3 separate regions of the Mus musculus genome follow, and regions 2 and 3 are each linked to region 1. Evidence: chromatin loops called from intact Hi-C (ENCODE). Cell type or tissue: left cerebral cortex. All regions are shown on one strand. Links, peaks and the distances in the headings refer to the core of each region. The heading gives the core; the rest is flanking DNA.

Evidence for each region. Hi-C counts contacts between places; a loop is a spot of excess contacts. Peaks named below come from ENCODE experiments on the same cell type or tissue, not always from the same donor. Only the 100,000 strongest peaks of a DNase experiment are listed, where the experiment ranks them.
Region 2: it touches region 1 in a loop (2.6-fold over the local background); 4 of 42 quality-filtered maps call a loop at or near these places.
Region 3: a loop joins it to region 1, with 6 times the contacts of the local background. A loop is called at or near these places in 2 of 42 quality-filtered maps.

The regions. Positions count from the first base shown.
Region 1 is chr10:45,482,638-45,490,096 of GRCm38, forward strand. It overlaps a transcript of Lin28b not described here. Among named protein-coding and RNA genes, the nearest start is that of Lin28b, 16 kb to the left of the region's middle. In left cerebral cortex, for the core only: a CTCF peak has its summit at 3,106; DNase peaks (open chromatin) are centred at 2,769, 3,108, 3,529, 3,803 and 1 more place; H3K4me3 peaks cover 2,108 bases; H3K27ac peaks cover 375 bases.
Region 2 is chr10:45,574,614-45,582,072 of GRCm38, forward strand. It overlaps Hace1 (HECT domain and ankyrin repeat containing, E3 ubiquitin protein ligase 1), which reads left to right and starts at 3,216. Exons shown (of 24, transcript NM_172473.3): 1 at 3,216-3,537. The coding sequence starts at 3,462. In left cerebral cortex, for the core only: no CTCF peak of the experiment used is centred there; DNase peaks (open chromatin) are centred at 3,229 and 4,026; H3K4me3 peaks cover 1,345 bases; H3K27ac peaks cover 805 bases.
Region 3 is chr10:44,456,401-44,463,859 of GRCm38, forward strand. It overlaps Prdm1 (PR domain containing 1, with ZNF domain), which reads right to left and starts at 2,348. Exons shown (of 7, transcript NM_007548.4): 1 at 2,067-2,348; 2 at 225-470. The coding sequence starts at 2,108. In left cerebral cortex, for the core only: CTCF peaks have their summits at 2,277 and 3,904; DNase peaks (open chromatin) are centred at 1,577, 2,408, 2,970, 3,215 and 1 more place; H3K4me3 peaks cover 1,863 bases.

The DNA.
Region 1 (7,459 bases), core at 1,047-6,046:
TATTTTTAGAAAATAATGTCAAAGTTCTATGCTTAAAATAGTACTTTTCTTGCTGCAATAATGAATTTGTTCATTACACAATCCTCTTCAGGTAATCTTGACAGTTTCTCACATCCTTCCTCCTGTCTCACAACGTAGAACTCCAGCATTATCAATCACTGTGACCACTTAAACTCTGATGTCTGTCTTGCCTCTAACAACATAAACTTCCCTGAAGTGCTAGATCAAGACAATCTCAAAATTTATATTCTTTTGGAAATTGTTCATATTGTTACTTCTAAATAGGACTTATTTCACATATAGTTTTTAGTTTGGTATTTGATAACCACACATTATGATACTGATTTTTATGGTGCCAAAATATAAACCTCAATCAAACTCGCAAATAAAAACTGATGTACAGCCTTGCACTACCATCAACTAAAATCACAGTTTGGGGGTTAAATTCATTGGTTGGCTAAACTAGTTTTAAAGTTTTGTTGTCAGGAAGTGACAGCTTTCAGAAAATGAGAAAATCTCTAGCACTGATCCTACTTATTTTATACTATTATTCAAAACCAATGCAGAACAGTAAATTAATATACCTTGGGAATAAATTGTCTTTATCATATCTTCTGATTTACAGTCCAATTGGGTAAAAATTCATTAAATGAAAAAAATATATAACACAAATATACAAATTTCTCCTTGAACCGCCACACAATTTCTGTGTACAGTTTTCAGGTAGATTGACTAGGGAACAATATGGCTGTCTTGGTTCAGCACTGTGGTCAGCGACTTCATAGACTCACCCTGTCAGAGGTTCAGCACAATACCATTAAGCATATGCATGGTAAGTTTTCAAACCAATATAACCCTATAAATCACATTTCTAGATATGGATGAGTAAATCAATTTTATATATCTATATATAAAGAATTCTCATTGTTCTGCTTGGCAGCAAGAAATGTTTGCTTACCTTGTAATTTATCAAAAACAGTGATTGTTTATAAAGAAAATGCATTACCTTTAAAGGACAAGAAAAGCAAGTATTGGTTCTAAAGCCTTTAAATACAACATCTTTAACCTTTTGGTAATTTTAAGACAAAAGAAAATTCTAAAATAGACCAAATAACCCTTTACCTACTGAAATACTTTAATGTTCCTTTCACGATAAGGAGCTTTAATAATGACCTCTAAGTTGACTCATCTCCATATTTCTATTTTTATCTTAATCAACTATGAACTAAGATGTATATAAGTCATCTCCTGATCAGAGCTTGGGAAAATGTGGTATCACTCCAACTATTTTGAAGATACCAGTCCCTGCACCTATAGAATGCCATGAATATACCTTTTGTTTAGGAGTGGATTTTCTCTTCTATTAATGAATTTTAAAGTAGTATAGCAATCTGTTATGAAATCCAAACGTGACCAGATCAGATACCAATAAAGATTAAAGTTTCAAACAGGTAAGACAAGACCCACCTACCTCTTCTTTCATCAGAGTCAATACAAAAACTAAACTTTTATCCACGGCTTTACTCAAAGTTTAGTGGGTTTGGGAAGTTACATGTGCAACGCCCTTTAAAATAAGTCATCCTGAAAACTAAGCATAGGTGTTTTGGATCTCAATGTGCTTTATTTACAATGACTCTGGTTCAGAGTATTTTGTATTTACCTCAAGTTTAATTTCACAACAAATTTTTCATTCTTTCTCAAAGAAGTTTGGTTACAGAACATATATTAAAATACACTCTTATTATTTGAAAAGGGTAAAAGGGTCATATAATCATCAGATCACTGGTCCTAAATCTATTGCAAAGTATTCATAAACAGTTCATTCATATTAGCAATCTGCACTAAATATATGAAATTCCTTAAACACTTAAGATATTTTATTATCAAGAAACAAATCAGCTGATCCTACTTGTAAATCAGGAAACTCTAAAAATCTTCACTCATGAAAATCTTCCTTCCCTTGTTAAAAGCCTGTGGCAGTTTAATTCCTCGAGGTCTTTAAGAAACCAGGTACATTTACACTTCAGTAGTTCATATACATAAAGAGAAATAAACATTATTATTTAATAAAAATATTTCTCTGAGAACTCTCAACATGAACTAGGAACTTATTACTAATTTAAATGGAAATTGTTATATCATATTCTTTTGAAATGAATTAACGTACAGTCTAATTCAGTTCTATCAAATCTCAAATACTGAGGAGAAAGATGTCATCTCACCAATTTACATTTATTAAAATTACAAAATTGACACATTTCCAAGGACTTGGATTGCTAAAGGTTTACTTTAAAGATCTATCTGATAAGATCGTGACATTTTATTTACTATTTATTTTATTAATTTACTGTTAGACTTTAACATTTGTTTTAAAAGGCCATTTTTCATTAGTGGTCAGCTAAATGTTAAACACACAAAAATAAAACATCATAATTTTGTGATAGGTGAAGAAAAAATTATTTTTAGTTTTCCAGAAATATTGTAAAATGTTTTACATCATTATAATACTAGATAGATGTCACTGCCACCTCACTACTACAATATTTTTGACAAAAAAAAAAAAATCCCTACAATAATAAGAGAACACGATGTATTTTCTCTTGCGTTTACAATTCTAACCATAAAAATATTTCCGGGAGAAATTACGTCTGTGAACAGTAATATTACACGACAGCTTAAAACCTACATATAAAAACAAACCCATAGAAAGGACCTCAAGGAAACACTGGCACGTAAGATTTCATCCTGCTACGTGAAACAATCCAAAATGGCGGACTTACTATTACTTACATTTAAGATATTTGCCAATAAGGGAACTAAATGCATATTGCAAGATGTTGCTCGGAAACTCTTAATATTTATCAATTAAAAAAAGTTTTCGGAGTACAAATCCTCATCAAGAACCCGCATCCACTTCTCGCAGTTAACGCTGCTGCATTTCTTCCCCGGTTTTATCCTTTTTTCCAACACCACCGACGTCTGTTTCCCTCGCATCTCTTCCCATCCTGAATTCTAATTCACAAACTGAAGTCACCCAGCCAGCCCGAGCGCGAAGGCTACCCGACGCCCGCCGGTACAAAGCGGCCGGGCGTGCGGCGAGCGCGGAGGGCAGGTGCGCTCGCCCCCTGGCGGGAGCCCGCACTCGAGGAGCCCGCACCGCGGGGCGAGCCGCCGAGACCCCAGCCCGCACCGCCCGCGCCACCCACTCCGAGCCCGCCCGAGCCGCGCACGGCGAGCCCGGGCGGCCGCGCTGACCGCACCGCGCCCACCCGCGCCCAGAGCAGGGACCCCCAAGGTGTGAACCCGGAAGTACAAGCACGGCCCGCGCCTGGAGCGAGAGAGCGGGAGGACGGCGGGCTGCGGCGCTCCGTCCCGCACGGCAACTTGTCGCGGGACCTGTCACACCCGCCGCTCCGCGCCACGCCGCGCGGCCCTTCCGCTCTCCTCTCTCCCTCCCTCCCCACGCTGGCGCCTCAGCGCCCCGCTCCTCAGCTCCCAGCTCCGCTCGACGTTGCTCACGTGCGACACCCGCACCCGCGCGCACCCCGGGTCCGCGCCCGCGTCCTCGCCCGCGCGGCCGGCTGCTTACCTCCGCGGCCTCATGGTCGTGCTGCCCGGCGCGCTGGCGGAGGGGAGAGAGAGAAAGGGCGGCGGCGGCCGCCGCGAGCCTGTCACTTCCTGACGGAGCTCGGCCGCGAGGGCCGGCGCATGGCGAGCCGGAGGGCTGTGCGCGCCGAGTGCCAGGGACCGGGCGGCGTGGGGGCCCGAGCGGCTCGACCCGAGCCCTGCGTCAGGCCGAGGCTCGCGCACACCTGCCCGCCGCCGCTCCGAGCCGCGTCATTGGCTGCCCGCGCCCAGCGCGCGAGATTGAACCTTCCATTCATTCCGGGGGCCGGGCGTGCGCGCGCCGCCGCCCCGGGACTCCTGCCCCGAGCGCGCGCGAGCACGCGCTCCCACCCGACCCCCATCTCCTGACCCGCTCAGGCGCGTCCCCGAGGGCCTGGGGCGCTCACGGCCCGCGGCTCCGCGGTTCTTCGGGAAGCTTCCAGAGCCGCGGCCTTTCTCTCCGCGTCCTGTCGCGCGCCCCGTGGGTCGCAGGGAGCACGCGCGATGGAGGCAGCGGGCGCACTCTCCGGCTCAGTCCCGCACTCGGTACCCGGGAAAATAAGGATGCGCGTTGGCCGTAGCCGGCGCCTCGGGTCGGCTGCGCAGGGGCGAGCCTGCCTAACCGTGCAGTTTGGGGCAGTAAGGACAAAGTGCATCTGATCTGAATCCAATGAGCTGCATCCACCAAGTCAGAACTTCGAGGGACCTGGCATCCTCTGTGCCTAGTAAAATGTATATTCGACCCCCAATTCTGTTCGACTTAGTAATTGTCCCATAGCAAGCCCTTAAGTCGGCGGCCAGAAACGAGGCTGTGTGTGTAGTCCGGGTATAGTGTCCCACATTACTGCTGTCGCTCCTGTTTTATTTCTAGTATTTCTTAGTTCTCTCTTGTCAGCAAGTCCTCATTCCACTCTCACAATGATAGTCAGCCAGCTGCAAAAAACATACACAGACATTTAGCCTTGAGAACCGACTATTACTTGGAATTAAGAAAAACAGATGAAATATTTCACAAAACCAGTTTTGTTCAAAATTAAAGTTGTAAAACTTTGAAAATGACAACAAAGGCTGACTAACTGCATGGCGCCCTCACTTAAATCACCAAACCATTGCTATGTCTATAGTCTTTGAATGTCTGGTCTGGGATTCAGATCTCATTTCAACTATTTGCAGCATTGCCTTCCAGGACAGGGCATTTCTGGTTTAATGGGTAAGATACATCAGAAAGCTGATCGGAATTTAAATCCTATTGTGATTCCTCTAAGAATTAACCAATTGACTCCTTTGAACTCATACCCAAGATAGTGTCTGCTTCTCCCTTGAGTCAGTGGAATGTGATTTATGATAAAAGATACCTTGTCATTGGCAAATACATGAAGCATTTCTTACATAACTTACAGAGAACAGAGGTTTCTATTCCTTAATCTCTCTCTCTCTCTCTCTCTCTCTCTCTCTCTCTCTCTCTGTGTGTGTGTGTGTGTGTGTGTGTGTGTGTGTGTGTGTGTTCAAGCATGTGGAGGTCAGAGGACACCAGACAGGGGTCAGTTCTCTCCTTACACCATATGGGTGACAGAAATTGAACTCAAGTTGGAGGAATTGGCCGCAAGCACCATCATCCTCAGAGCCATCTCACCTGCCTAAAAGATTCTTTTAGCAGCAATACTTAAAATCATTGTGTCCTTTAATTGTAGATGCTCTGTTATAACGCAATGTTACTTTGCAATATGATTTTAAAGATAGAGGAAGGGATGCAAATGTGATTATTAAAATGAAAAAACAAAGCTATTAATTATTTTATTACCATATGAAATGTGACATACTGACTTAGCACTATAGCAATTTCTATTTATGTGTGGTATCTACAAATGATATACATATAGAATGAACTTCGTTTTTAAATAACTTTTAAAGGGCAACACTTTCAGTACAATTTAGGTGTGTTAGGTATATATGTGATAGCCGTTTAGTCCTAAGAAGAGTCTGACATAAACCAAAATACATTAAGATGTAACCCAGAGTTGATATCTTAAGTAACCAACACAAGTCGAGTTTTTTTGTTTGTTTATGTCAAGTCATAGCATTATACTGCTGTCACAGAAGTGAAAACTAAAATTAAGATTTTAGTTTATTAATTCATGTTGGGTATTAGGGAAAGATTGTAGACTTGAGTTAAAAAAAAAAAAAAAAAAAAAAAAAAACCTTCTAAGGAATATTTCAACAAGACCAAAGCAGATTAAAAAGTCGAAAGACAGGACTCTGGAGAACTCTTTCTAAAGATGGATATTTTGAATTGGAGTCATGATGATAACTTGCTTTGCTCATAGAATGACCTCTAATAATTATTCCCAGAGATTGTTGACATGGTCTCTCTTAGCCTTAGTTTTGCTTGCCTACAACAGTTTATATAGGAGCGCAAAAGAAGTAGATATGTTTAAGTTATACATTCACTTGGACTACATTTAAAATAATCAGCAAGGCATTTAAGAACTCGGAAGTGCAGCATGTTGTATCTCTCCGGCCCTTTACTTTCTATGATTGGCAAAGTAAATCCCAGACACCATGTCATTTTACTAAGAAATGACAAGTGCTGCTTTACTGTTGAAAAGTTAGGCTTTTTACATGTTTTTCCTACTCTGAAACATTTTTGAAATGAGGGTTTACAAGTAACATTTTGATGGAGAGGAGAGCTATAACAAGAGAAATCTGTTGTCCCACAATCATGGGAATGAGCTGTCTGGAATAAAGGTGCGTCCAGATCAGCTCCTCACTGGGCTGTAGGGGAGGCTCCTTTCCCAGCCTCTCCTTGCTTGCTGCAGATGTTGCTTGGCTGGCAAATAGCTTTTTCCCCTGGTGCCACATCCCACATCATCTTTTCTCTGTACATGTTTGTCTCTCTTGTCCATATTTCCCCTTCAATATGGATGCTAGCATCTTAGATTATGTCACAACGTTCACTGCAAAGATTCAATAACAAAATAATGAAACATATAGGTACTAGGGTTAAGACTACAACATATTTTGATGCAACAAAATACAATTTATAATAGCATCATTCTTATAACTGGCTAGTTTTGCTTCTTAGTTTAAAAATGAGCATCTTTTCTACATGAACTGATTATATTTGTATAGGTATTTTTCTATTTATTATAGTAAAAGGAGGAACTCAAACCACAGAGGCTTATTTTCATCTATGTAACCATCATGAATGTAAATTACCCTTTTCACAAAATGTATATTCATATATAAATATGTACAATTCTCTTCCTCTCTTCCTCTCTTCCTCTCTCTCTCTCTCTCCCTCTCCCTCTCCCTCTTCTTCTCTCTACCTTTCTCTGTTTCTACTTCCTCCTCAACTCCCCTCCCCATGTCCTAAATAAACTCTATTCCATACTTTTTTAAAAGGCCATTCTACCAAAAGTAATCTACAGATTCAATGAAATTCCCATCAAAATTACAACACAATTCTTTTGTTTTTTTTTCCCACTTGAGACAGGGGTTTCTTTGTGTAGCCTTGGCAGTTCTGGAACTCACTCTGTGGACCAGGGTGGCCTCAAACTGAGATCTGCCTGCCCCTGCCTCCGAAGTGCTGGCATTAAAGGCATGGACTACTGGTGCCTAGCTTGAACACAGTTTTTTTGTTTTTTTTGTTTTTTTGTTTTTACAGACCTTGAAAGGACAATTCTCAACTGCATATGGAAAAACAAAAACACCAGAATAGCTAAAATAATACTGAACAACAAAAGAAATATTGGAGTTATCACTGTCTCTTATTCAAGGTGTACTACAGAGCTGGAGGTAATAAAAACTGTGATATTGGAAATCAGACATATCTATCAATGCAAATGAATTGAAG
Region 2 (7,459 bases), core at 1,114-6,113, 92 kb after region 1:
ATAAGTGTTGAGGGACTAATTTTTCATGTAACAGTGCAATCCTTCCTTCTTACCGGTTGTTTTGAGACAGGCTTCCACTCTGTTGCCCAGACTGACCTGGAGCCTCTGGGCTCACACCAGGGCAGTAGTAGGTCATGCTTTATCAGACCTGGCACCAAAACAGGCTTTCCTTTCCTTCTATTTATTTTTTAAGTTCATTATCAGTTTAAGTATATTTTCGTATGTATACTCACTGCCTTTGTGTCTAGTGCTCATGGAATGTGCTGAATCCCCTGTAAGTGAAGTCATGGATGATTGTGAACCACCACGTGATTCTGTGTACTGAGTCTAGGTTTTCTGCAAGGGTAGCCAGGGACTCTGAAGCACCAAGCCTTCTATCCTTTAATATGCGTGTGTGTGTGTGTGTGTGTGTGTGTGTGTAATGAAAACCAAGTCCTGGGTCTTGAGCATTCTAAGCTAATGAACGCACCACAGGAAGCTGACATGTTGGATGTTTTAAGGAGGACACAGAGCCAGAACATTCTCACTTGATACCAGGTTGCAAAGTTTGAGCACCACCTTGGTTGGCCTATTGCCTTTGTCCTTCCTTTGAAGCTTTGGGTTTTCTAAACCTGCCAGACAGGTTTGGGTCTCATCCAAACTAACTGGTTAAGTAAAGATGATGAAGCTCTGCCTTGAGCCTGTAGCACAAGTGACTGTCACATGTAGGCTGGAATTGATTAGAACCTCCCTGGGAAGGGACACCAATGCCAGCCACCCTCTTCCTCTTTAGACTCTGCACAAAGGTCAGAGAGTATCTCTTTCTAAAAAGGAGGTGATCAGGCAAGATTTGTTCTTACACTGATGAACTCACTGCAAGGGAAGCTTTGCCTCTTTGAGAGACAAGGTGAGAATCTCCATTCCTTTGTTCCTCACGCACTCCAGCATCTCTCAGCGCTGGTGATGATAGACGAGAGAGGCCTCCTCCCTTAATTTTTCATTTTCAGTCGTCATTCTTATGTTCACCACAGATTGGATTGATTCACACTTCAGATTTTTAAATGTTTGCCTGTTTGAAGTCTTGATTTATTACTTTTATTGTATGGGTGAGTGCTCTGTTTGCTGGTAAGTGTACAATGTGCATGCAATGCCTGCAGAAGCCAGAGGAGATCATCTGAGTGTCCGGAACTAGACTAAGGACAGTTAAGTCACTAGGTGGGCTTTGGAGAGCAAACCTGGGTCCTCTGCAATAGCAAGCACCAGTGCTCTTGATTGCTGAGCCAGCTCTTCAGCCCCTTAAACTATTTTAAAAAGATAATTAAAAAATGATTTATTTATTTATAAGTACACTGTAGCTGTCTTCAGACACACCAGAAGAGGGCACGAGGTCTCATTACAGATGGCGTGAGCCACCATGTGGTTGCTGGGATTTGAACTCAGGACCTTCGGAAGAGCATTCAGTGCTTTTAACCACTGAGCCATCTCTCCAGGCCCAGATATTTTATTCTTGATTCTGTGTTCTCTGCATGGGTATGGACACCAAAGTATGTTTGATTCCCTAGAGCTGGACTATATTAGATTTGGGGTACCAGGTGGGGTACCAGGTGGGTGCTGGGGACCAAACTTTGCAAGAGTAGAACATGCTTTTTACCTCTGACCCACCTTTCCAGTCCCTGAAAAAAAATATATATTTTAAGTTTTTATGTGTTTGCCTGCTTATATGTCTGTGCACCATTTGTATGCAGTGCCTGGAGGCCAGAGTAGAGCATCAGATCTCCTGGAACTGGCATTACAGATGGCCCTGTGCTACTATGTGGAAAGCAAATCTGGTTATCTGGAAAAGTAGCCAGTGCTTTTAGCTGTAGAGCCATTGTTCTAATTCCAACTTAAATTTTATTAAACCATTTTTGTCATAATTGAGGTTTTGTGTCTACCAGGTGTGGTAGTGAGTGTGGGACAAAAGGGTTAAGAAAACCCACCAGTCCCTGAACAAGAAAACCCACTAATCTCTGAAGAGCAAAACCCACCAACCCCTGCGCTCACCCAAGCTTGGCTTGGAAAGCTCCACCTCCAAGCCCCAACAATCCTATATAAGATAAATATATAAGCCTATATAAGCCCTGCCTTCTGCTCAGTTCCCTGCTGCTTTTCATCGGAGCAGTGGCAGCCACTCTCTTGGGTTTTGCCTTTCTACTAAACCTCTTGTGTGAGGTCTTGTGTGTGATGTGACTTTGTGGTATTCTTTGGCTCTGGATTGCCAGGATCCCTCTCTAGTAAAGATGTAACCCTTTCACTGGAGCATCCTCTCCTGGAGCAGAGAGCTGTTACACTTGTATTGGGAAAACTCCCCCCTCCTGCAGCCCGGAGCAGAGCTGTAACACTTGTGAAGGGGAAGTCTTTCCCTTCAGGGCTGCAGTACAGATCCTAGCCCTGGGGAGGTAGAGACAAAGAATGTAGTCATTTTAGCTACACATCAAATGCAAAGCTAGCCTGGGCTACATGTAGTAGGCTCAAAGCTCATACCTCCATCATCTTAAAACGGGGCTCCATTGTGTGTGCTGGCTAACCTCAAACTCAGGACCCATCTGCCTCTGCTTCTTGAGTGCTGGGAATAACCTGTATGTATTATCATGCCCAGCTTTGAAGTCTTTGATTCGCCCACTGGGGCCTGTCATGGGAACTGAGATTGCATTTTACCAAATTAACATTTGTTTTTCCTGTTTGTCACTTAGATTTTCCTCAAAGTTTGGAGTTGGCATCATTTTCTGTGCTAAGTACAGGGATATATATGACGGGGCATACGATAGAGCTGTGTCCTTGTTCTTAGAAATGTACTCAGCAAGAGAAACAAGGCATTGTTAAGTCACAATAAAGGAAAAAAAAACCTACAATTTTGCTTTCGAACTTGAGTTTTATTACTGTTCAAAATTTAATTTGTAAGCAGGATAGTTAAGGCATTTGTTTATAGAAAAGTACATCTGTTTTAGCTTGGTGGTGATGAATTTAGGAATAACTGAAATTCTCTAATCTGCTTTACTGGGGTGTGTTAGAACCGAGGGAGGATGCTCTTATACAACTTTGGAGGGAAGAACGTGAGGGCGCGTGAAAGCCCACAAAGTATTTCCACAAATTGCTCAGTCTAACCTACAGATCACCACATAGATGCCATAGAGGCGTGGCTCCGTCGGGGAGTGCGGCCCAGCCAGCTCGAAACTACAGTTCCCAGAAGGCTTCGCGAGCCCAGGAGGGAAGCGGGGCCGCGGCAGGAAAGGCGCGAGCGAGCGGAGGCGGCGGCTGGTGCCCACCCCAGCGCGGTCTGGTTGGCAGCCGTCGGTGCGGCGGACTGACTCGGCTTAGCATCCTAGCGTTCCTGGGCGCCGGCCGCAGCGAGCTCGCTCCTTCTCCCGGCCTGTGCGGGGATGTAGGGCGCGGGTCGCGGAGGCCGCGGGCGCGGCGGGGGCTTCGCGGAGGCCGCGCCGAGGATGGAGAGAGCGATGGAGCAGCTCAACCGTCTGACGCGCTCGCTGCGCCGCGCGCGCACCGTGGAGCTGCCCGAGGGTGAGGCGCCCGGAGAACGCGCGCTGCACTTTTCCGAGGCTGGCGGGCGGGGGGAGTCGGCGGGAGGCGCGGGGGCGCGGCCGGCGGGGGCTGGGGCTGGGGCGGGGACGGGGACCGGGGACGGGGACGGGCTGTCCGGTGGGGTTCGGTCCGAGCGGAAATGCGTTCCGCGGGGTCCGGGCCCCGCACTGGGAAAGGGTGCGGTGGCGCCTCGCACGGGCTCGGGCTGGGGACGTGCTGGGTTTGCTTAAGCTACAGAGTGAGGTAGGCGGGCTAGGATTTATTTGAAATGCGGGGCGCCTCGGTTTTGGCACTAGACAAAGGTTGGCAGCCACCAGACAGGTGTGTTTGTGCAGCTCTGTTGGTGTAGCAGGCATTCCTGCTGTAGCTTGCCTGCCTCCATCGTTTAGTCCTGCAGACTTGGGTTGAGTGGGCTGGGTGAGAACTCTGTGTGTGTGTGTGTGTGTGTGTGTGTGTGTGAATTGTGGGCTGGGTGAGAACTCTGTGTGTGTGTGTGTGTGTGTGTGTGTGTGTGTGAATTCACACCGGAATAAAAGCTCTGTTTCGAACTTTTGCTTTGGCAAACTCCAAATAGAGGAGGTGGGGCGGGGCTGGGGGCGTTGTTTGATGCCTTGTGAAGTCAGACTAATTTTAGTGGCGGTGAGACAAGGCAGTCAGGTTTGTAACCCAGGCTGGCTGCAAACTTTAGAGCCTCCTGCCTCAGCCTTCCAAGAATTTGGATTCTAGGCATTCGCCTACCTTGCTCTGCTCAGTTTGCTTTATTCCACCTCCCCCCCCGCCCCCCCACCAACTTCGTTTTAGTTAGCTAAGGAGAGTGATGAAAAGAAATGTGGAGTTTGTGAGTTTGGGGATACTTTTTTTTTTTTTTTTGAAAAGTTTTATTCTTTATGATTCTGAGTAGAGAAAATTTGTGGCAACTGTTTCTGAGTATATATATATATATATATATATATATATATTAATTTGTTACTTTCCTAGACTGAAACAATTTAGAACAATCTAGTTTTAGGAAGTAAACGTCAGCTTCAACTTTTTCTTTATTTCCTCTGTGAATCTTTTCACTAGGGGCTGCTTTCACATATTTCCTGATGTCATGCTATCTATTGGTAACAGCTGATGAGGGCTGTGTGCGTAGGTTATTAACATTGCTATTTGTATTGTTAACTTATATCCGGCATTTTGCATAAATATGATATAAAAGGCTTTGATAATATTTCCTGGTTTTAAACATTTTATATTTAAATATATTTATATATTTTGTATATTTTAATTATAGAAAGATTTGATAATAAAAATAAAGAAAAATCTGTCATTCTATTCACAATAGTAAACAATCTTTTTGCATTTTTACCTAACATTTTTCATACAGTGTCTTGTTTTGTGTTTAGAAAACATCGTGGATGTGTATCCATAAATGTAGTTAATGATTTGGCAGGACTTGGTAGGATGAATGAAACAAAAACTTGCTTTTTAACATTTTAATGTTTTTACTGATTTTAAAAGAACAGCTTTGTCCTTAAGGCTTAGTCTTCTGTTTCCTTAGGGTTTGTTCCTAGAAGATGAGCAGGATTTAATTATACAGCCGACATTTAAAAGACCTTAATTATCAGTTTCTTAACCTAGTCTTTGGGAAGTTCTGGTCAGCAGTCTGAGTGCTTGGAGACTTAAATATTACAATTAAAAATAAAGTGTTTCCTCTTGTTGCTAGGCAAAAAATGGCATATTGCTCACATCTCTTTGATTACACATCTTCATTTGATTACAGTGAATTTGTTCATTTTGTTCTTTGAATTTACCATTGTTTTGATGAATCTTTGAATTCTCTTAGTTTGGCTCTTTCAGGTAGATCATCATGTTCAGTGAATTCTAAAAATACAAATTATTGTGGTTGCACTTTAAGGCTGAACAGAGAAGCTGATGAACGGGGTCAGTGTGTTAAGGGGCCTCCCCAGACCTGGCTACCTGACTTTGATCCCTAGACCTCATGTAGAGACAGAAAGAGAGAACTGACTACACAGCGTAGTCCTCTGGCCTTCACGAGCATGCTTTGGAATATTATTATTATTATATTTTTATAATAATAAAAAAGACTGAGCAGAAGTGCTGAGATCTTTCTAAAATTAAGAAATAACCTTTTTTTTTTGCTTTGTTAGAATTTAGCAGTCAACAAATATCTAATTATAATTAGAATAAATTGTTAAAGTATGTTTCTAATCAGCTTTTACAGTAAAATTAACATTGTTGTATAGCACTAATAAGTAGACACTTGATGTACTGACTGGGATACTGAGAGAGCCCCTTATGTTACTAGTGAGTGATGTGGACGAGTCATCCCGCGCAGGGATAACAAAGTGTGAAAGAAAAGGAGGGGAAGGCAAAGAAATTATGTTGGAGATGTGGCCTCTCTGAGTCTTAGAAGGCTCATGTGTATTGTGCACTATGTGGAGAAAACTAAACTGTTAGGTTTACATTGAAGGTAGTTTGTTTAATAGGATAGAATTTGAGTGCATTTTAGCATATGTGTTTGATTCATGGTCAGAATAACTGCCAGCTTTAAAAACAACAGCAACAGTAACAACAGCAACACTACATCTTTCCCGTTTTGTGGACATTGCTGGAGCAGCAGTCAAATTGAAGTTCATCTGACTTCTGACCAAAGCAGGATCTGTAAAAAGCCTCTCAGCGGGGCCTGGCAAACACAGAAGTGGATGCTCACAGTCAGCTATTGGATGGATCACAGGGCCCCCAATGGAGGAGCTAGAGAAAGTACCCAAGGAGCTAAAGGGATCTACAACCCTATAGGTGGAACAACAATATGAACTAACCAGTACCCCGGAGCTCTTGACTCTAGCTGTATCAGAAGATGGCCTAGTCGGCCATCACTGGAAAGAGAGGCCCATTGGACATGCAAACTTTATATGCCCCAGTACAGGGGAACGCCAGGGCCAAGAAGGGGGAGTGGGTGGGTAGGGGAGTGGGGGGGGGAGGGTATGGGGGACTTTTGGGATAGCATTGGAAATGTAAATGAGGAAAATACCTAATTAAAAAAAAAGCTTCTCAGCGTCCTTTTCACGTGTGGAGGAAGATACATCTTTCCCACTTTTCAGAGAGCTGAGGCAGAAGTCTGATGTTCTGTCTGTGCCCGTTTGAAAGGATGGTGAAGGTCAGGCTGTAAGAGGACATTACAGAGGCCCACAGATTGGTAAAAGGAGTCCAGGTCTACCGGAAGGAAGGTGTGGCCTGCATGGTGCAGTGAGGAAAGGCTAATGGCTCAGCTGTCTGTGGCCACTCACCCTAGCAAGGTGGGATCACCAGGTTCATGCTGGACAAATGCTTCAGAAAAATCCTGGAACGAAAAGCCAAATCCTGCCAGGTAGTAAAGGAGAACAAATACAAGGAAGGGATGCGAGTGGAGGGCTCTGATATACAACTTTCATTCAAGACTGCTTAAGGAACAAAATACCCTAGGTTTGAAGAGGAAATGAATGTACAGTAATAGGTACACTTTGGTCAATATAGTCTTCTGTTGAGTAATTTAGTTCTAAAACCGTGTAAATAAAAGTGGTCAACCTATCTGATTTTCCCATCCTTAGAAAGTGTTCTATTTCCACCTTTCAAGGTATCTTTGTGAATGTGGAGAAGGAAGTATCTGAGAACAAATATTCTTAGTATAGTATTTCTTAGTTCCTTAAGAATTTTTAATTAAAAATCAGTTTATGCATATGGATATTTTTGCCTAAATGTATGTATATTCTACACTTTAGTGCTGGTGGAGGACAGAAGAGGGTGTCAGATCACTTGCATCTGGAGTTAGAGAGCGTGTGACTCACCATGTGGGTGCTAGGAATTGAGTTGAGCCTGCATCTCCTGAAAGAGCAGCCCTTTGATAGTCTTATTTTAA
Region 3 (7,459 bases), core at 1,114-6,113, 1.0 Mb before region 1:
AAGACATGTCAACTTGCCAAAAAATTTAACTGTTTACTAATTAGTATAGGACAGCTGAAGGGAGGAAGAAATGAATAGGAATTGGTTTGAAGAGAAAGCAAGGAAAACAGCCACTGGAGCGATCAATTATTTGCCAATGCATATAAATTCTCACGGTTCTCAGAGATAGTAGTAGGAGAGCTGGCCCAATTGCCAGTCAGACTTCAAGAAGGCAGCCGGCTTACCTCTTTGCTGTTGTTGGCAGCATACTTGAAAAGCAGGTTCCTTGGTAAGGATGCCTCGGCTTGAACAGAAGTACCCCCGTCAGCGCCGGAATCCCAGGGGTGGTCGTTCACTATGTATGTACACTTCTCTTCAAACTCGGCCTCTGTCCACAAAGTCATATCAGCGTCCTCCATGTCCATTTTCATGATCCCAGTCTCTGCCAGTCCTTGAAACTTCACGGAGCCGGAGCTAGACTTGGGGGCAGCCTGGAAGAGAAGGGAAAGGCTTTTAATCCCCATTGTCCGGCGCTCCTGTGCCTCCCTCTTAGAGGCTATGACTAACACGGTGCTCTGAAGACTTTAAAAGCTTGGAGTACTTGTACAGTTGAGTAAGAGTCCAAAGCCGTGTAAAGTAGACTGCCTTGAAGAAGCACGGTTTTAAAATGCAGCCTTTGGCTGAAAAAAAAAAAAAAAGCGTATATGTATATGTTAACCTCATCGGGAGAGAAAGAACAGCTACCTTTGAACAATCCTTGGCTTTATCACTCAAGGCAGAAATGTGTTGTGGGCGCTGCTGCGTCCTGTGTCCCGGGACGCCCGGGGTCATGGCCGCCAGACCCTCAGAGCTGTGGAAAAGCTGTCTCAGAGAAGTGTCACAAACAAGGGGAGGAAGAGGCAGGGGCGCTGCCTGCGTCTGAATGAAGCTAAAAATGGAAAACACGTGTGGTGCAGGAGCGGAACCCAGTCTGCCTTTTCCAAATGGGGAAAACTGAACTTTCCCACCAGCTCCCTAGCGAAGCAACTTTCAAAACAACTAGGTCCCCTCCCTCTGCCGCGCGCGCGCGCGCGTTCAGTCTCTTTCATCCTCCAGCAGGCAAGCCTGAGAGGGGTTGCATCCTGCCAGCATCCTTGAGTACCAGCCTTCCCGAGCTCCCATGGACCACAGGAAAAGAAAAATTGGGGAAGAGGGAAACACCCAGCAGTTTTGTTTGTTTTTTTAATCCGTGGGCATCTCGAGCCAGATAGAAAAATTAAAAACAAAACATATTAAAAAAAAAGTCAATAGAATTCCCTGAAGAGAATTCCTTTAGGAGCCCTCAGCCACAAATAGCACTTTCTATTTAAATGTGAAAGTGCATGAATTCCCAGAAGTCACTGAAGTGGCACAGTTTACTGTAACTAAAGTTATACAGAAGACTTGGGGATCCTCCTCTTATCTGCCCTCGGAAAAAGTCCTTTCCAAAGAGGAAAAGCAAGAAAGATAAAACAGCCTCTGCAACGTATTCCCACATAGACGCCGCAGATAAAAATTAGGAATAAGGATAACCATGTTAGAACGCGCGCTTGTGAAAATGTAAACACAGTACAGCGGGAGTCCCTCTCCGGAGCTGGTCTTTACAATTCGTCCCTAGATAGGACGCTCCGAGAAGGGGAAAGATGCTTACTTGTCCTTGTCCCGGGTACAACTTAAACTATCTCATTCTTATTTAGTTCCAACATGTAAGGTCATGTGGAACAAACGATGTTAAATACAAGTGAAAACCTAAGTCAACCCGGGATAGTTACAGTAATGTAAAGGCAGCGAGTGGCGAAGCGGACAAGAACCACTACTGAAATTTCAGTGAATTGACAATTATGTCTAGAACTGAAAGGGTTAATGATTCATACGGAGGAAAAAAGTCTTCTAAATGTTTGACAGTGCTCCGCGTACTAAAACAGAAGCGCTGGTTTCTACTGAGGCTTCATTCTTTTTTTTTTTTTAAAAGGGGGAGGGGGGAGAAAAGAAAAGTTAAAAAAAAAAGGAAGAAAGAAAAAGGGATAAAAGGTTTCAAATCGTATTAAAGACAGAATCTGGTTCCTTACCAAGGTCGTACCCACACGTTTTTCCAAGAGAAGATCCAACATCTGAGATAAGCCTCTCTCATGTCCACCCAGTCCACATCCTCCCGCGTCCCTGCCGGGCTGAGCAGTACTGACGCGCACCTCGGCGGTCCCTCCTTTTCTACGGCCGCGGGCCGGGCTCGCTCCGGGCGGACAGGTGCTGCGCGCTGCTCTTGCGTCTCCGCGACACTGGAGGGCCGAGTGTCACTGCAGCAGTGTCTGTGCGAGCGAGCGAGTGAGCGAGCGACTGACTACTCTTCCCCCTCCCTGCCCTGCCGCAGACTTCTTTACCAATACTGACGGTCTGATTCACTCCTACCAGCCGCCGCGATGGGGGCGTGGCCGCACCTGGCCAGCCCAGCCGTGCAGCGTGGGGTTCAGGGCTTCCCCCCACCGACTGCGACCCGCGGCAGCTTCCTCTGTTTGCAAATGGATTTCAACAAGGACTGGGAATCTTCTTACTTCCCTTTGCAGGCGCTTGCCCTCCATGTTTACCCACACTACGATTGTATTCTAAGTCCTCCGGATCGCTAGCTTCCTGTCGCGGCAGAGCGGGGCGGGGTGGGGGACTCCTCCTCAAAAGAAAACCCTAGTCACCTAAACTCGGTGTCTCAATTACAGGATCCGACGTACTTCGAAGGAAAGAGCTAAAGTATTTTGGCAGCACATGCAATACAATTTCGCTGTGTAGTCCTGGAGTCATTGCCAATGAAATAAATATTCTAAGGCGGTTCTCCTCTAGTATTAAACGTATAGGATTTCATTTCTCCTGCTAACTGAATACATTCAGCTTAGGTAGACCTAACTTCCTCCTTTCGACCATTTGGAAATAGGGAAACAGGAAAAAGTTATAATCATATATACTGGTTTTGTTGTCCCTGCCTCTCATGCCCAAACCCACAGCCAGGCTTCCGAGCGTGTGCGTACAATGGAGAGTAGGAATGCTTCCCAGTTAAAAAGGGGATGTTGGGCTGGGGGCAGTGAGTGGAAAGCTGTTGGAGGCAGTAATTAGTGGGGCTCGTTCTGAGCCTGGCCGGCTTTTCCTTCAGCCCCAGTCTGTCTTCTGGAGAAGGAAGGACATCCTGTGATGATGGCATACAATGTCCTGTTTGTTTATTATTAAGAGCGTGGACCTTGCATTCCTGCTTCTCATTACAAAACAAACCAGATGCGGTACTTCCTTCAATGGTCTTTTGCCTTCAGCAGGGATCCTCCAATTCACAGAAACAATGCTGCTAAGGGCCCATTTATAGCCAGCATCCCATCACAGCGACTTTTTAGATCACAGAAACTCAAGTCTTCCCCTTATCTTGCTTGCCTCATCGCAGGTTCCCCTCACCCCCACCCCCATTTTTAAAAATCATCTCTCCCAAAAGTTTACGATGTGGTATCTTTTCTAGTATTCTAAACACACGGGGCATACACACCCACCCACATCCAGATCCACACCCACATTCACACACCCAGACCCAACCTAATGATACCAACTTAGTCATACAATGAAGTGGACATTTGAGTATTTGTTTACAGGAAGAAATGAAACACAGCAAAACAAAAGCCCAACTCAATCATAAAGACAGGCTTGTTCTTCTGTTTTCCTTTCAAGAAACTTTCCCAGAAAAATTTTTTTGGGGGGGAGGGGTGTGTGGAAGGTATCACAGAAAATGATATGTGCATCTAAAAAATCCTTCTACAATTTATGTAGTTCGGAACAATCAAATTTATACCGGGGACAAGAGTAGAATACACTGGGGGGGGGGGGGGGGGTTGTAGGTCCACCTGTTATTTCATTTTCTGCCAGAGGGGGCGCTAGCACCAAGAAGAAACAGGCTGTTAGCTTGCTCTTGTGCCAGGGCTATATACAGAGAAACCCTGTCTCCAAAAACCAAAAAAAAAAAAAAAAAAAAAACCCAAAAAAACCAAACCAAAACAAAACAAAAAAACCCGAATGAACAATTCTTAAGAGTTCTCAGAAAGGTCCAAGTGATAATTAAACAAAAGAAATCCAGCCTCCTGCAGAGGGTTTATTAACCGATGCTGAGTCAGCACCACTATGGACAGAAAAACAATGTAGTCATCTCAGGGTCTGGCCTGCTGCTAGCTGTCTCCACTGCACAGCAGTTAACACGGTTTACCCTGCTTTCCTTTCATGAAAAACTTTGCTCTTGGGGCACAGATACCATGTAAGTGTCAGTGATTCCACCACTGTGGTGTAAAGAAAGAAGCAAAGGGTGGCAGTCAGAGTGGGAAGAGGGCTATTTTAAGCCAAATGTTTGCTTTAATGACTGGAAGATGCCTGTGAATCAACTCATGGTTAATTAATATCAGCCTGGGCTCACCTTCCGAGGTGGCGAAATAGGCTTGAGTCTAGGGAGGACGCAAACATCAAATATCAGTGTGAGGCTCATCCAGGCAACCCTAAAATTAGTTCCAGGTGTTCCAGCTGTGCTGGACAAAGCCATAGGTGAAACCATCAGGAAACAAAAAAACAAAAAACCAAAAAACCAAAAAAAAAAAAAAAAAGGGATAGAGCATCATTGGAGTATAATATCCTTGAAGTATTTGCTCCAGGACAAACGAACACGAGATGAGGGGGAAACAAAACAAACAGTTCCAGGCCAAGTTCTGATGCTGACGGTGGTAGTTAAGGAGAGATAGTGGTATAAGCTAAGATGAAGGGCAAATTCATATTATAGCACTTAGGTAGCGTCCAGAGCAGAACAGCTAAGCAGGGCCTGACTGTGGGCTGAGCGCCACCCAGCACCCTCCAAAGGCTGGAGCCCCGCACTCCCGGATGTGGACACTAAAGCTAGGAGACCAGGAGGTGCTAGTGCCTGTGCACAGCACAAAGAACTGAAGTGGCCATGGTCTGGAATCCTAAGTATTAAAATATTCCTTCTAGGAGCTGGAGAGATGGCTCAGTGGGTAAGAACACTGACTGTTTGTTCTTCTGAAGGCCCTGAGTTCAATTCCCAGCAACCACATGGTGGCTCACAACCATCTGATGCCCTCTTCTGGGGTGTCTGAACACAGCTACAGTGTACTTACTTACATATAATAAATAAATCTTTTTTTTTTTTTTTTTGTTTTTTCGAGACAGGGTTTCTCTGTATAGTCTTGGCTGTCCTGGAACTCACTCTGTAGACCAGGCTGGCCTCGAACTTAGAAATCCGCCTGCCTCTGCCTCCCAAGTGCTGGGATTAAAGGCGTGCGCCACCACCGCCCGGCAATAAATAAATCTTTTAAAAAATATTTCTTCTAAGCAACACGCTGGATACAGTTTTGGTCGGTTTTTTTTTTTGTTGTTGTTGTTGTTGTTTTTTGTTTTGTTTTTTCATTTTCTCCAGTGTCAGGACACCCCAATCTCAGCAGCTGTCTTCATTCATCTGTGAAATGGTAGCCCATCACAATCCCAATAGCTATGTTCTCTGAAAGCCCCGTCCCTTTCTTTTGATGCATCAGCAAACCCACCATTCGTTCAGTTTCAGCTCCTGGGCCAGGTTCCCCGCCCCTTTAGTCTTTGGGTAGGTTGGGAATCACTCTGTAGGCGGCCAGATGACTATGAGCAAAACGACTATAGTAGCTGCTATTGCGGCACGGAGGGAACCTGAGCACCAAATCTGGAGACTGGACTCCACTTGGGCTTAAAAAAGTTTTTTTCCCCTAAGGAAAGTAAGAAAAAAAAAAAAGGGATAAAATATGCTCAAGATGAAACGGGTTTTCATTTTCTAATTCAACTCCTGCTATAGCCAAACAAGGTCAATGACAGGCTAACCACATCAATAGATCACCCCCCACCCTCTTCCCCACTCCCTACTCACCCACCCACCCTCAACCCCCCACACCCATTTCCCACTTCCTGTAAGCTAGGCATCTTCATGCTGGTAAACATTTGGGGACCAACTGTAAGCCTGAGCCTTAGAGAGGGGCACTGTGGCTTCGAAGCCCTCCCACATGTCTCAAAGCCGGGCTGAGAACTGGAGGGGCACTTGGCTTTTAAACTTTAACAGCCTTTTCAACTCTAGTCAACCGGGCTTGGCTTCTCTGGGCTGCCTTCCATTTTTAAAAGCCGGACAAGAAGAGCAAGTTATGTGTGTGAGTGAGAGAGAATGTATGTATGACACATGCTGTGTTACAACGCCGCGTGTGTGTCATGGGTGTGATATGTGTATGATATGTTTCAATGGTGTGTTAAATCAATCTAAAAATAGCATAAGCTTCCTTTGCGTGACACATAACTCACCCCTCCCCCCAACTAGGACAAACATTGTCAGGGCCTAGACTTGGGAATGGTGATCCTAGCGGCCTGTGGGATGGTAGAGGATGATGTCACTGTTTTGACTTCCTAAAGAAGAGAAACAAAGATTAAGTAAATTAAAGCAGAGCTCTCTTCTCGTAATGTAACAAAGATAAGCACTCTCCTAAGGTCGGTAAAAACTTTCAAGATGGCTGCCATGTCAGGATGCCTCAGCATATTTTGGTCCTGTCACAGTTCTGGTTTTATCTGATTATCCACATACTTTTAAGTTATTTATTCAGTTGAACATCCACCAACTTAACAAATAGTGCCAACAGTAACCATCGTGTCCCTGGCAAACGGGGAAAACCACTGTGGGTTTCTAAGATCTGATTGCCTTTCTAACTATGTTTTTATTATAGTGATTCAGACATGAGAGGGATCTTAACTCCTGAAAAAGGCTGTGGGAAAAGCAATCATTTCTGAACCCAGAAGACATCTATCCTGAATTTGGTGGGAAAAGGAATGAGCCTGAACTAAGACGAGCCAGGGCAGGGATGCTTAGGGAGAGAGAGGCAGCAGGGCAGGTGCACGCTCATGGGCACTTTCCTTGAAAAATCTTCTCTCAGAGTCTGAGGGAGGAAGGATAGCTTCCACATCAGTGAGAGCCTGGGACCAAAGTACACCTCTCTCTTTCAGTGAGAGGAGAGGCCTCACAGCAAGGAGAAAGGCTCACAGTGGAGAGAAAAAGACATCGGTGTACACAAAGCCTTGGGCTCAATTCCTAGCACAGCACAAAGCAAACAAAGTAACATACGCCTATAATCTCCACCTGGGGGTGTTGAGGCAGGAAGATAAAAAATTGAAGGTCATTTTCAGCTACAAAGCAGGTTAGCCTAGCATAGAGGCTCTGTCATGGAGGCAAAAGGGTGTGTGTGTGTGTGTGTGTGTGTGTGTGTGTGTGTGATGACTACGCCTCATCCTTTCTAAGGGAAGATTGCAGATGGTAGAGGATGTGTCTCTGTGTGTGTATGCATGCATTTGCTTGATAGTACATATGTGCACTCAATTTCTCCAGGAGTTAGAAGCAGATAAAGAGAACTAAAGAAGTAGTCATGAGTTCTAGAATCACTGACCC